Regions from separate parts of the Homo sapiens genome. Here regions 1 and 3 are each linked to region 2. A link is a contact called in ENCODE Hi-C or POLR2A ChIA-PET data. All regions are on one chromosome and are shown on one strand. Each heading gives the region's core, a stretch centred on a gene start or an enhancer-like site at or near the end of the contact. The rest is flanking DNA. Distances are from core to core; before and after follow the strand shown.

Evidence for each region. A loop is a pair of places that touch in the nucleus more often than their neighbours do. ChIA-PET counts read pairs that join two places held with the same protein, here RNA polymerase II (POLR2A). Pooled maps may share reads with other maps.
Region 1: a pooled map shows a loop between it and region 2 (2.8-fold over the local background). The contact joins the enhancer-like site here to the promoter of RABGEF1 in region 2. A Hi-C loop is called at or near these places in 4 of 37 single-sample maps with no recorded cell type and 7 of 50 pooled maps. POLR2A ChIA-PET finds 5 or more read pairs at or near these places in 4 of 52 experiments (BJ, WTC11, activated B cell and 1 more).
Region 3: a map of CD8-positive, alpha-beta T cell shows a loop between it and region 2 (10-fold over the local background). The contact joins the promoter of LINC03011 here to the promoter of RABGEF1 in region 2. A Hi-C loop is called at or near these places in 10 of 168 maps with a recorded cell type or tissue (CD4-positive, alpha-beta T cell, CD4-positive, alpha-beta memory T cell, CD8-positive, alpha-beta T cell and 5 more), 9 of 37 single-sample maps with no recorded cell type and 22 of 50 pooled maps. POLR2A ChIA-PET finds 5 or more read pairs at or near these places in 23 of 52 experiments (A549, B cell, CD4-positive, alpha-beta T cell and 17 more).

The regions. Positions count from the first base shown.
Region 1 is chr7:66,875,878-66,879,864 of GRCh38, reverse strand. It overlaps the pseudogene GTF2IP23. Among named protein-coding and RNA genes, the nearest start is that of LINC02604, 26 kb to the left of the region's middle. Within about 2 kb of position 2,129, at least 2 of the 41 ENCODE cell types and tissues checked have a DNase peak (open chromatin) inside an H3K27ac peak, as active enhancers do.
Region 2 is chr7:66,739,035-66,743,032 of GRCh38, reverse strand. RABGEF1 (RAB guanine nucleotide exchange factor 1) reads right to left here and starts at 2,300. Exons shown (of 9, transcript NM_014504.3): 1 at 2,241-2,300. RefSeq lists silencers at 2,077-2,216, 2,237-2,506 and enhancers at 1,957-2,623, 2,637-2,686.
Region 3 is chr7:66,491,263-66,495,375 of GRCh38, reverse strand. LINC03011 (long intergenic non-protein coding RNA 3011) reads right to left here and starts at 1,744. Exons shown (of 2, transcript NR_134573.1): 1 at 1,639-1,744; 2 at 1-121. RefSeq lists enhancers at 1,846-2,055, 3,550-4,113.

The sequences.
Region 1 (3,987 bases), core at 880-3,379, 140 kb before region 2:
ATGACCCTTCATTGACATGTTATTAAATTAAAGACATACTGCAGGGGAAGGACGATGAGTCCCTTCATGTTCATATGAAAGAGCAAGACTATCTCCAAAAAATAAAAAATACCAAAATGTTTCAATTAAAAAAAAAAAGCGTGATGGTCTTTGGCAGTGTTTAAATAGAAAATAAGAGTATCACTTTCAAATAAGCTGACACTTTCTGAACATATAATAACCAGGGTCACAGAATCAGAGGCCAGTGAGAAGATTAAAAAGTACCCCTGTGAGCCCCAGTGATACATACACCACCAGGAAGATTTCCTGTTCCTGTCCCTCCAACGAATCCACAGCAACATAATCTCGGCAAGTGACACGATCTGCCTCTCCTACCTCCAGGCAGCCACGGGGAAAGTGGACAGCAAAGGGACCATTCCCTGTGTCACTGATAAGTGAGGCTCAATGGGAAACATGAAGCATGAGGGGCACCCAAAGGTAGGTGACAAGTTCAGTGTCTCCCCTTTGTCTTCCTGCTTCATGTATTGTCTGCATCTTCTGCTCTTTTCATGATAAGGAAGGAAGCAGCAATAGCAATAGCATGTCTAAATGTGGGACTACCCATCGGGTATCATGGAACTTAGTATAGAAGTTTATACAACCCTGGGAGCTTTCAGACCTGGTCTCCTAACACGTACATCTAAGTTTTCTAAGGTTCTTGACCAGGCAGTAAGACTGTGAGCCCCCAGGAGTTTACATAGGTTTTCTAGGGTCTTCACACAGCTAACCACAATCGTGGCAACTCCTTCATTTCCTTTTTAAACAAGTGTTTTCCCAATTGTTCCCTTAAAATTGGGCAGTTTAAGTTGGGCACGGTGGCTCACGCCTGTAATCTCAGCACTTTGGGAGGCGGAGGTGGGCAGATTACTTGAGGTCATGAGTTTGAGACCAGACTGACCAACATAGTAAAACCCCGTCTCTACTAAAAAATACAAAAATTAGCTGGGCGTGATGGTGGATGCCTGCAATCCCAGCTGCTCGGGAGGCTGAGGCACGAGAATCCCTTGAACCCAGAAGGCAGATGTTGCAGTGAGCCAAGATTGTGCCACTGTACTCTAGCCTGGGCGACAGAACAAGACTCCATCTGAAAAAAAAAAAAAATTGGGCAGTTTAAAGACTCTGATATAGGAAGTGAGTGTGCACAATGATTAGTGGCAATAAGCTAATAAGCATCATTAACTAGGCTATGGTGGTTTTTTAAAATTGTGATTGGCTGGGCGAGGTGGCTCACGCCTGTAATCTTAGCACTTTGGGAGGCCAAGGCGGGCAGGTCACCTGAGGTCGGGAGTTTAAGAACAGCCTGACCAACATGGAGAAAGCCCGTCTCTAGTAAAAATACAAAATTAGTCAGGTGTGGTGGCACATGCCTGTAATTCCAGCTACTCGGAAGGCTGAGGCAGGAGAATCCTTTGAACCCAGGAGGTGGAGATTGCAGTGAGCCAAGATTGCACCATTTCACCCCAGCCAGGGCAACAAGAGTGAAACTCCATCTCTAAAGAAAAAAAAAATTGATACCCAGCAGACGGTGAGGCATCCATAATGTGACCAGGTGCCAAGGATATCCCTAAGGGTGGAACTACAGTGAAGTCTCCTGAATTTCCTACCTTGGGCCCCTTCCCTGGCCCACCCCCTACCCATATAACCACATACTCACTCTTCTTTCCTAAACACAAATTGAGGGACACTCAAAGCAAAAGCAAGCACTGTACTCACTTCTTAACCGACCCATCCCCTCCTCCATCCCCAACACATAGGAAGAACTTATGTTAGCCTTGAAAATAAGAAACACTTACCATCCCACAGTTATTTTTCCAGGCTGCCTTTTTTAACCACTCACTTGGTAGAAACTGTTATTCTCCAGGCCAGCAGCTATTTGTAAAACTGGTCTGCCTCCCTATTTTCACACCAAAGACACTAATTATTTAGTAGAAAGGGGAGTATTCTAAATCAGACAATTAGCAAATCACCTAGAATTTCCAACCCCTCCACAGAGACACACAAACAAGAGAATTAACCCAATTTGTTGTCTATAATAAACAGGATGTGCTACCCACCACTGAGCCCCAGAGCTTGTTACTAGATGACTAATCCCTAACAGTAATGGCTACAATGGCCCAGTTCCCTATTTTATTGCTGTGTGCAGAAATTTGAAAGGCACTCCTCTCCCACACTCATCTTCCCTTATATACTTTTGCACATCAATCCATTAAGAATCTGAAGTGTAATTTATCTTATTCACTATTATCCTGTTAAGTTGCTCTATAGCTGCCATGGGAGTAATTGCAGTGATCAGTGATTCTGACTTCTTGAGCAAAGGGCCTTAAGTAGGTTTCACTATTAAAATTTCCAAAGGTTTTATTATTGAAATAAACCTGAGAGAGAGCAGTATGCCTCCATGGGGCAGTCATACTAATGATTCTTGAGTTACGAAAAGATGTCAGACTCCGCCCCGTCCGGGAGGTGAGGGGCGCCTCTGCCCGGCCGCCCCTACTGGGAAGTGAGGAGCCCCTCTGCCTGGCCACCACCCCGTCTGGGAGGTGTACCCAACAGCTCATTGAGAACGGGCCATGATGACAATGGCGGTTTTGTGGAATAGAAAGGGGGGAAAGGTGGGGAAAAGATTGAGAAATCGGATGGTTGCCGTGTCTGTGTGGAAGGAGGTAGACATGGGAGACTTTTCATTTTGTTCTGTACTAAGAAAAATTCTTCTGCCTTGGGATCCTGTTGATCTGTGACCTTACCCCCAACCCTGTGCTCTCTGAAACATGTGCTGTATCCACTCAAGGTTGAATGGATTAAGGGCGGTGCAAGATGTGCTTTGTTAAACAGATGCTTGAAGGCAGCATGCTCCTTAAGAGTCATCACCACTCCCTAATCTCAAGTACCCAGGGACACAAACACTGCGGAAGGCCTCAGGGTCCTCTGCCTAGGAAAACCAGAGACCTTTGTTCACTTGTTTATCTGCTGACCTTCCCTCCACTATTGTCCTGTGACCCTGCCAAATCCCCCTCTGTGAGAAACACCCAAGAATGATCAATTAAAAAAAAAAAGAAAAAAAAAATATGTCAGACTCATCATCAATGTTGTGCTTGTGAGTACGAGTAACTGGGAATTTATCAACCAATAAAACTAACTGGGATTCTAAGAATGAAGAATAATAATCTCATTTTAAGTAGCATATGCAGTGCTGTGCAACCCTTTAAAAAGCTGACTTTGGCTGGGCGCGGTGGCTCACACCTATAATCCCAATAGTTTGGGAGGCCAAGGCAGGTGGATCACCTGAGGTCAGGAGATCGAGACTATCCTGGCTAACACGGTGAAACCCTGTCTCTACTAAAAATACAAAAAATTAGCCGGCTATGATGGCACATGACTGTAATCCCAGCTACTCAGGAGGCCGAGGCAGGAGAATCACTAGAACCCAGGAGGCAGAGGTTGCAGTGAGCCGAGATCACGCCACTGCACTCCAGCCTGGGCAGCAAGAGCCAAACTTTCTCTCAAAAAAAAATAAAAATAAAAAAGCTGCCTTTGACCGGGCACAGTGGCTCAGACCTGTAATCCCCAGCATTTTGGGAGGCCAAGGAGGGTGGCTCACCTGAGGTCAGAAGTTCGAGACCATCCTGACCAACATGGCGAAACCTTATCTCTACTAAAAATACAAAAATTAGCCGGGCATGCTGGTGCACGCCTGTAATCCCAGCTACTCAGGAGGCTGAGGTGGGAGAATTGCTTGAACCCAGGAAGCAGAGGTTGCAGTGAGCCGAGATCATGCCACTGCACTCCAGCATGGGCAACAGAGCAAGACTCCGTCTCAAAAAAAAAAAAGCTGCCTTTGCTTACTGAAGTATTGCTTGTAAGAGCAAATACTGGAAACAACTGAAGTGCACATGTATAAGGAACTGATTCAATAAAGTAGGAGGCAGGCATTCACACAATGCAATACTATGC
Region 2 (3,998 bases), core at 1,051-3,550:
TGGCCAGAGAGACCCATTTTAACCACACAAGGACCCAGCTAAAAAACTTCCCCTGGTTCTGTCACCATCAGAGGAAGCCTGAGCTCCTACATCTCTGTCCTGCACTTTTTCACTTTAGTAACGACCCTCCAGGCTCGGTAGCTGATGCCTGTAATTTCAGCACTTGGGACGCTTGAGGCAGGAAGATTGCTTGAGTGCAGGAGTTTGAGATCAGCCAGGGCAACACAGCAAGACAACATCTTTACAAAATATTTAAAAATCAGCTGGGTGTGGTGGCACGCATCTGCAGTCTTAGCTACTCGGGAGGCTGAGGTGGGAGGATCACTTCAGCACAGGCAGTTGAGACTTCAGTGACTCGTGATCGTGTCACTGTACTCCAGCCTGGGTGACAAAGTGAGACCCTCTCTCTCAATAAATAAATTAATAGGCACCTCCTTGTAGTTACTGGCCTCCTCTCCTTTGATTCCCCCCTCTCCCTCACTCCACCCTGTTAGTCTGAATGTTAGTCATTCTTCAAGACACATGCAGAAAGTATTCCCTGATCCCTTCCAGGCTCCACACCCAACAGCATGGCCTAAATGCCCGGCTCCTTCCTCGGTGCTCCATCTTAGCTCACATTCCTTACCACACTGTTTTGAAAGTATCTTGACTGTCCCTTCTCCTCAACTGGCTAACTTCTAGAGAGCAGAAACATGACTGCTTGGAAGGTCATTAAAAATTCAAATCCTGAACATTTCTTAATCCTGCGGATATGAATCAGTGACTCTTAAAAGCAAAATGTTATTTATCATTAAATATTAACAATATAATCACATTTTCTTGCATCTCTGGCAAGTTTCTTGGTACAACAATTTTAAGGAACAGACTCTTAGTTTTTTTTTTGAGATAGAGTCTAGCTCTGTCGCCCAGGCTGGAGTGCAGTGGCACGATTTCGGCTCACTGCAACCTCCGCCTCCCGGGTTCATGCCATTCTCCTGCCTCAGCCTCCAGAGTAGCTGGGACTACAGGTGCCCGCCACGATGCCCGGCAAATTTTCTTTTTCTTTTTTTTTTTTATTTGTAGTAGAGACGGGGTTTCACCGTGTTAGGGAGGATGGTCTCAAGCTCCTGACGTCATGATCCGCCTGCCTTGGCCTTCCAAATGCTGGGATTACAGACGTGAGCCACCGCACCCGGCCGGAACACACTCTTTAACAGCAGTTAAAGCCGCGCAATGGCTCACGCCTATAATCCCAACACTCTGGGAGGCCGAGGCGGGAGGATCACTTAAGGCCAGGAGTTTCACACCTGCCTGGGCAACACTGTGAGATCCCATGTCGAAAAAAATAATAAATAAAAACAAAGCAGTTCTAGGTTTAGAGGGGGGAAAGCAGCTCTCCAGGCCAAAAACCAACTCCCAAGGTGCTCCGGTAAACTCGTCCTGGGAAAATTTCCTACCTAATCTCAAAGGCAAAACGAGCCCACGGGCGCCCACGACACATTTCCCAACCGCAAGGATTGGTCACCCGCGCTGAGACACCGCCAGCTGCCTATGACCTAGCCTCCAAAGCGGCAGAGTCCCTCCCTCTCTCTCCCTAAACTGCCGTGATGGGCATCCCTCGGCTCTCCTCCCAGACGGTTCGGAAGCAGGGACTTCTGCTCCTAACCCCGGCCCCGCAGCCTCGCCCTCAGCCACGGGGTGGAAGTCAGGACCACAGGCTTCAAATCCCCTCCCAACTCCGGGACACTTCTGCCCCCTAGGGTGACGTGGGATCAAGTCCCCGCGCCCCTGCCGCGGCCGGGGGCTGTGGTCTGGGTCCGAGCGTCCCATACCAGCGCTTTCCGGGGAGGTTGTGGGAGGGGCCCCGTGCGACCACAGACGCTGCTTCGGAGCCAGCGGCCTGGACGGAAGGTGGGAGCCGGGGCGAGGGGAGCCGCCGGAGAGGGAGGCGGCCAGGAAATGCTCCGCGTCAGGCCGTCGGGGCTCGGCTGGCGCTGGAGATCCCGGCAACTAGCGTCTGGGACGGAGAGGCCGCACTCTGAGGATTAAGGGAGCCGAGGGCGGCCTGGAACGGGGAAGGCGGCGCTGACGGAGACGGAATGTGGGACGAAGGACAGCGGGAGGCACCGACGCGCAACTGCCCCAGCCGCGCGGATGGCACGGACCGACCGCCCTGCCACCCCCAGCCCGAGACGCCCCGCCGCCCCGCTCCTGTAGCTGAGAGCCGAGCAGCTCTCAGCCCCAGTCCGTCCGCTCCGTACCTCGCCCGCGTCTCCGCCGGCGTCCAAACCACCGCTCGCCCGCTTCGCCCGGGTAGGTCTGGGCTCCGCGGCCAGCTCCCGCCTCACACCCACCCTCCTGCTCGCCCCGCCCCCGGCACCGCCAGCGAACGCACGTTACGCGCGGCGCGTAAACGTCACTTCCGGGGCCTTTGACTCTGGACGGGAGGAAGTGCGAGTGGATCCAAAGGGTCGAGCGGAGTGGGGTACCGCCCTGACGCCCAAGAGCAAATGGAAGAGGGCGGCCTCCGGGGTAAAGGTGGGGCGCTGGGGAGCCCCGGAGAAACCGGCGTTTCCTAGTCTGTCGCTCAGTCCCTGCTTCCGGCTTCCGACGCGCAACAGCTGGAGGGCGACGCTGGCTCCGCGGCGACTCCTGGGGCTGCGGCCGCGGTGGTAGCGCGAATGGGAGGTGGAGCGGAGCTACTGCGCCGAGGGACGCTTCAGAAACTCTGTTTCAGTCCTTCGCGGATCCTAGGATGTGACAGGTGTTCGAGTTAAAAGGTCTTAAGGCGATCGGTTGATCCAAAAGCAGCTGAATCTTTAGGAGGCCCAGGCAGGAGGATCGCTTGAGTCCAGGAGTTCGAGACCAGCCTGGGCCACAGAGCAAGGTCACCATCTCTACAAAAGAAATTTTACAAATCAGCCGGACATGATGGCGGGCACCTGTGGTCCCAACTACCAGGGAGGCTGAGGTGGGAGGATCGCTTGATAGCCCAGGAAGTTGACGGTGCAGAGATCCCTCCACTGAACTCCAGGCCGGGTGACAGCAGAGCGAGATCCTGTCTCAAAAAAAACATAACCGACATCCAGAAGTGAAATAAATTAGCCAGTGTCACAAAGTATTAATGGTTGAGTCACAAATTGAATCCTGTTTACCTGATTCTTTACGTGATTCCCATGTAAGGAATGTTAAAAACAGTAAATACTAATTCCTCTGCGTCCTGAATGCCATGTATGGCGTAACGTGCAGTCACAGCAAGAAAAAAAAGAAAATACTATGCTGTGGCTGTGAGATAGACCTGGGTTAAAATCCCAGCTTTGCTAATTGTCGCTGTAGTGTTCTTGGACAGGTTGCGTAATTTTTCAGTCTATTTTTTTTTTTTTTTTTTTTTTTTTTGAGACTCTCACTCTGTCGCCCACACTGGAGTTCAGTCGTGCGATCTCGGCTTACTGCAACCTCCGCCTCCTAGGTTCAAGCGATTCTCCCACCTCAGCCACCCAAGTAGCTGGAATTACAGGCACCCGCCACCACGCCCAGCTCATATTTTTTTTTTTGTATTTTTAGTCGAGACAGGGTTTCACCATGTTGGCCAGGCTGGTTTTGAATCCTGACCTCAAGTGATCCGCCCACCTTGGCTTCCCAAAGTGCTAGGATTATAGGTGTGAGCTACTGCGCCCGGCCCGAGTTTCTCAGTCTTTATTCATTATTGGTAAAGTAGGGATTAACTGATTCGTTTCTCAGATTCTTCCTAAGTGCCTAATGTGTGCTACGCTGAGGGTACAACAGAGTATAAAACAAAAGTAAGGCCAGGCGCAGTGGCTCACGCCTGTAATCCTAGCACTTTGGGAAGCCGAGGCGGGCAGATCACCTGAGGTCGGGAGTTCAAGACCAGCCTGACCAACATGGAGAAACCCTGTCTCTACTAAAAATACAAAATTAGCCAGGCATGGTGGCACATGCCTGCAATCCCAGCAACTTGGGAGGCTGAGGCAGGAGAATCACTTGAGCCCGGGAAGCGG
Region 3 (4,113 bases), core at 495-2,994, 250 kb after region 2:
ATTGAAGCAGTAAACTTAAGTGGCGGCGAAAAGTTCTGTTGACCAAACATGGATTCTCTCCTCCTAGAACCAAGTTACAGTTGGAGTTACAGAAAATACTTTGAACAGGTCCTTCGGCATCCTGTAGGAAATCAGACAAAAACACAGATCAGTTACTTTCTCTTTTTTCTTTTTTTGACACAGTGTCTCACTCTGTCGACCAGGCTGGAGTGCAGTGGCGAGATCACCGCTCACTGCAGCCTCCACCTCCTGGGCTCAAGCGATCCTCCCGCCTCAGCCCCGCAAGCAGAGGGGACTACAAGCCCGTGCCACCATGCCCAGCTAATTTTTTGTGTGTGTGTGTGATGGAGTCTCGCTCTGTGGCCCAGGCTGGAGTGCAGTGGAGCGATCTCCGCTCACTGCAAGCTCCGCCTCCCGGGTTCACACCACTCTCCTGCCTCAGCCTCCTGAGTAGCTGGGACTACAGGCGCCCACCACGACGCCCAGATAATTTTTTGTATTTTTGTAGAGACCGAATTTCACCATGTTGCCCAAGCTAGTCTGGAACGCCTGAGCTCAAGGGATCCGCCCACCTAGGCCTCCCAAAGTGCTGGGATTACGGGTGTGAGCCACTGGGCCGGCCCAATAACTTTCTTCAGTCTGAGCATGAGCACTGGAAGAAAAGCTCTCACTTGCATATATTTTTTTTTTAGAGACAGGGTCTCCCTCTGTCACCCAGGCTGAAGTGCAGTGGTGTAATCTCGGCTCACAGTAACCTCAACCTCCCGGGCTCCATCGCATATATATATATATATATACACACACATATATATAGTTTTTTATTTTTTAGACGGAGTCTTGGTCTGTCGCCCAGGCTAGAGTGCAGTGGCACGATCTCGGCTAACTGCAGCCTCTGCCTCCCGGGTTCAAGCAATTGTCTGCCTCTGCCTCAACCTCCCGAATAGCTGGTATTACATGTGCCCGCCACCACGCCCGGCTAATTTTTGCATTTTTAGTAGAGACGGGATTCACCATGCTGGCCAGGATGGTCTTGAATTCCCGACCTCGTGATCCACCTGTCTCGGCCTCCCAAAGTGCTGGGATTACAGGCGTGAGCCACCGCGCCCGGCCCGATCGCTTATATTTTTAAAAAGATGTTTTCTTGGTTTCCTAGCCCCTCGTACCCCCTACAAAGTTCCAAAGGCTTTGATGTTGTTGCAACGGCCATCAGAGGTCAAGCCGAGGGGTGCAGCTCCCTAATGCGGTGCAGCCTCAGACGGGGCCGATCCTGCCCAGGATGAGCGGCGCCAGGGGTGGGGGACGCTGCCGGCGTCCCCGGGACCTGGCTGGGGGAGGAGTTGGGGGGCGCACCTACACAGGCTCAGGTGACGCGAGTGTGCGGCAAGGGCTGTAGCCGGAGCTAGCGGACTTGTGGCCACTGAGGAGCTTCTGCCTGAACGTGCCCTCCAGGCGACAGCCGCTTGGTGCGCAGCGCCTGCTCGCTAAGCGTCAGGCCCTTGCTGCGCCCTACGCCGCAGGCTGGGAAGTAGCGCAGGCAGTAGTAGTACAGGCAGCGGTAAAGCTCCTCCTTGTAGCTTATTGGTGTCGGCGGCCTGGTCTGGGCCTGCGGACCCTAACCCACCGCCTGCTGACACTGACCGGCAGTCTGTGGCCATGCGTCTGCGCATGCGCTCTCCTGGAATACCCAGCCGCTGCGCCTCGAGTTCCGATTGGTTCTACAGAAGGGGCGGGCCTGTGAGATATCACAGGGGCGCGCCTCAGCTGACGTCACAGGCGCGGGCCTTCCGGCGTCGTAATAGCGCCGGCCTTCGGCGACGTCACAGTGGCGCTACAGTGCCTGGAGCTGCGCTGGTTTTTCCTCGGAGTGGAGCCTGGTAACCGCGACTTCCCCGCCATGTTCTGTGTGTTGCTGGCTGGAGAAGGGTGGTTGACAAACTCCGACCCAGCACAGTGTTTCTGTGGGTCAAAACTAGAAAACTATGTCCAGGCTCGGCCGAGGCGGAAGGATCCGTTCAGGCCAGGAGTTAAAGAGCTGCCTGGGCAACATGGCGCGACCCCATCTCTGTAGTCCCACCTCAGCTTCCCAGATACTTGAACCCCAAGGTTCAAGGCTGCAATGAGCTATGATCCCATCACAGCACTCCATCCTGCGAGACGGAGGTAAACCTTGTCTAAAAAAATAAACTATCCAAGTGTACAACAGGGAGGGACTGCTTAAAGAAAACATGATAATTGTATGTTCAAATACTTTTAACAAGTGCAAAATGTATAGGCTGAAATAAATAGGGCTGGCCGGGCACGTTGGCTCACGCCTGTAAATTCCAACATTTTGTGTGCTCGAGGCATTCCGATCAGTAGACATGGGTGAAACCCCATGTCTACTAAAAATATAAAAATTAGGCCAGGAACTTTGCATCGTTTTAGGGGGCTCGCATCTCCCTAAGGGCCCGGTAATTGAACCCCTTGGACCTGAGGGTGAGAAACCTTGGCTCAGTTCTTCCCAGGGTGATCAGCCCAGGGGTAAGCGAGGAGAGACCAGAAAACAGGACCCATGAGAAGGTCCCCCTCCTGGAGTTTGAGGCCCATTCCTTCTTGTCCCTGCGTCTCCTCTTTCCAGGACTCCTCCCTGCTCTGCCCCACTCCTGGGAGTGGGGTCATGGCCATGGGGGGCTGCTTTTGGGTACAGGCCCCAGCGGCAACCCTGGGCCCAAAGTGGGCAGGCTCACCTGGAGGGGATCAGAGTCACATGGCAAGACGCAAGGGGAAAAGCCGCGCTGGAACCGCACCTCTCTGCCCCCTGATGTCAGTGGGTGCACTCTTCCCTCACCTCACTCAGGCAGCGGCTTGAGTTCCATGGGAGCACTGTCCTGCTCCCTCTGCTGCCTCTTTTTAGTCTTGGGGCTACTATAACACTTTCCCTTCCCCAGCCCTGCCAACCTGGTGGGACATTGGGCTTCCCTCTTCCTGGGGACAGGCGGGTCCTGGGGACAAGCCTGTCCTGTATCATACCTGCAGCGAGACTCTTTTTTTCTCCAGGACCTGCGGAGCAGCCAGGCTTCATGAGTTAAATGCAGATCTGAACCATACCCAGTTGGGATTGGGGTACACACTCTACTCCTCTGAAAACTAGCTAGGGGTTCGAACTTGGTGAGAGGGAGAGTGGGACAGAGCCAGACCAGACAAGGACTGATCACCTGGAAAAACCTGCCATCAAAGACCTTGACGAGTGCTGGGGGCGGTGGCTCATGCCTGTAATCCCAACACTTTGGGAGGCTGAGACAGGTGGATCACTTGAGGCCAGGAGTTCGAGTCCCGCCTGGGCAACATGGCAAAACCCTGTCTCTACTAAAAATACAAAAATTAGCTAGGTATGCTATGCTCCTGTAATCCCAGCTACTCGGGAGGTTGAGGCAGGAGAATCGTTTGAACTGGGGAGGTAGAGGTTGCAGTGAGCTGAGATTGTGTCACTGCCCTCCAGCCTGGGTGACAGAGTGAGACTCCGTCTCAAAAAAAAAAAAAAAACCCACCTGAAGAAGGTTTCCAGTTCTGCCAGCAGTCCCCCATCCAACCCCCAGAAGCAGACATTCCTTTGCTGTGGGCCATGGACAGGCAGAAGGAAGCGCCTCCTCATGGCAGAGGCCTACCCAGGAGAAACCCAAGGGAAGGCACTGCCTGGCCAGCCCCTCTGCCAAAGCCATTTTCTTTTTTCCTTTTTTTTTTTTTTTTTTTTTGAGACACAGTTTCACTCTGTCTCCCAGACTGGAGTGCAGTGGCATGATCTTGGCTCACTTCAACCTTCACCCCCTCCCCCGCCCCCTGCCGGGTTCAAGTGATTCCCATGTTTCAGCTTCCTGAGTAGCTGAGATTGCAGGCATGCGCCACCACACCTGTCTAATTTTTGTAGAGACGGGGTTTCACCATGTTGGCCAGGCTGGTCTGGAACTCCTGACTTGAAGTAATCTGCCCACCTCGGCTTCCCAAAGTGCTGGGATTACAGGCGTGAGCCACTGCGCCTGGCCCCTTCAGGTGGGTATTGAGGCTTCACTACAATACTAGTTCCCCGTTGCTGCCGCAATAAATTACCACACACTTAGTGGCTTAAAACAGCATAGA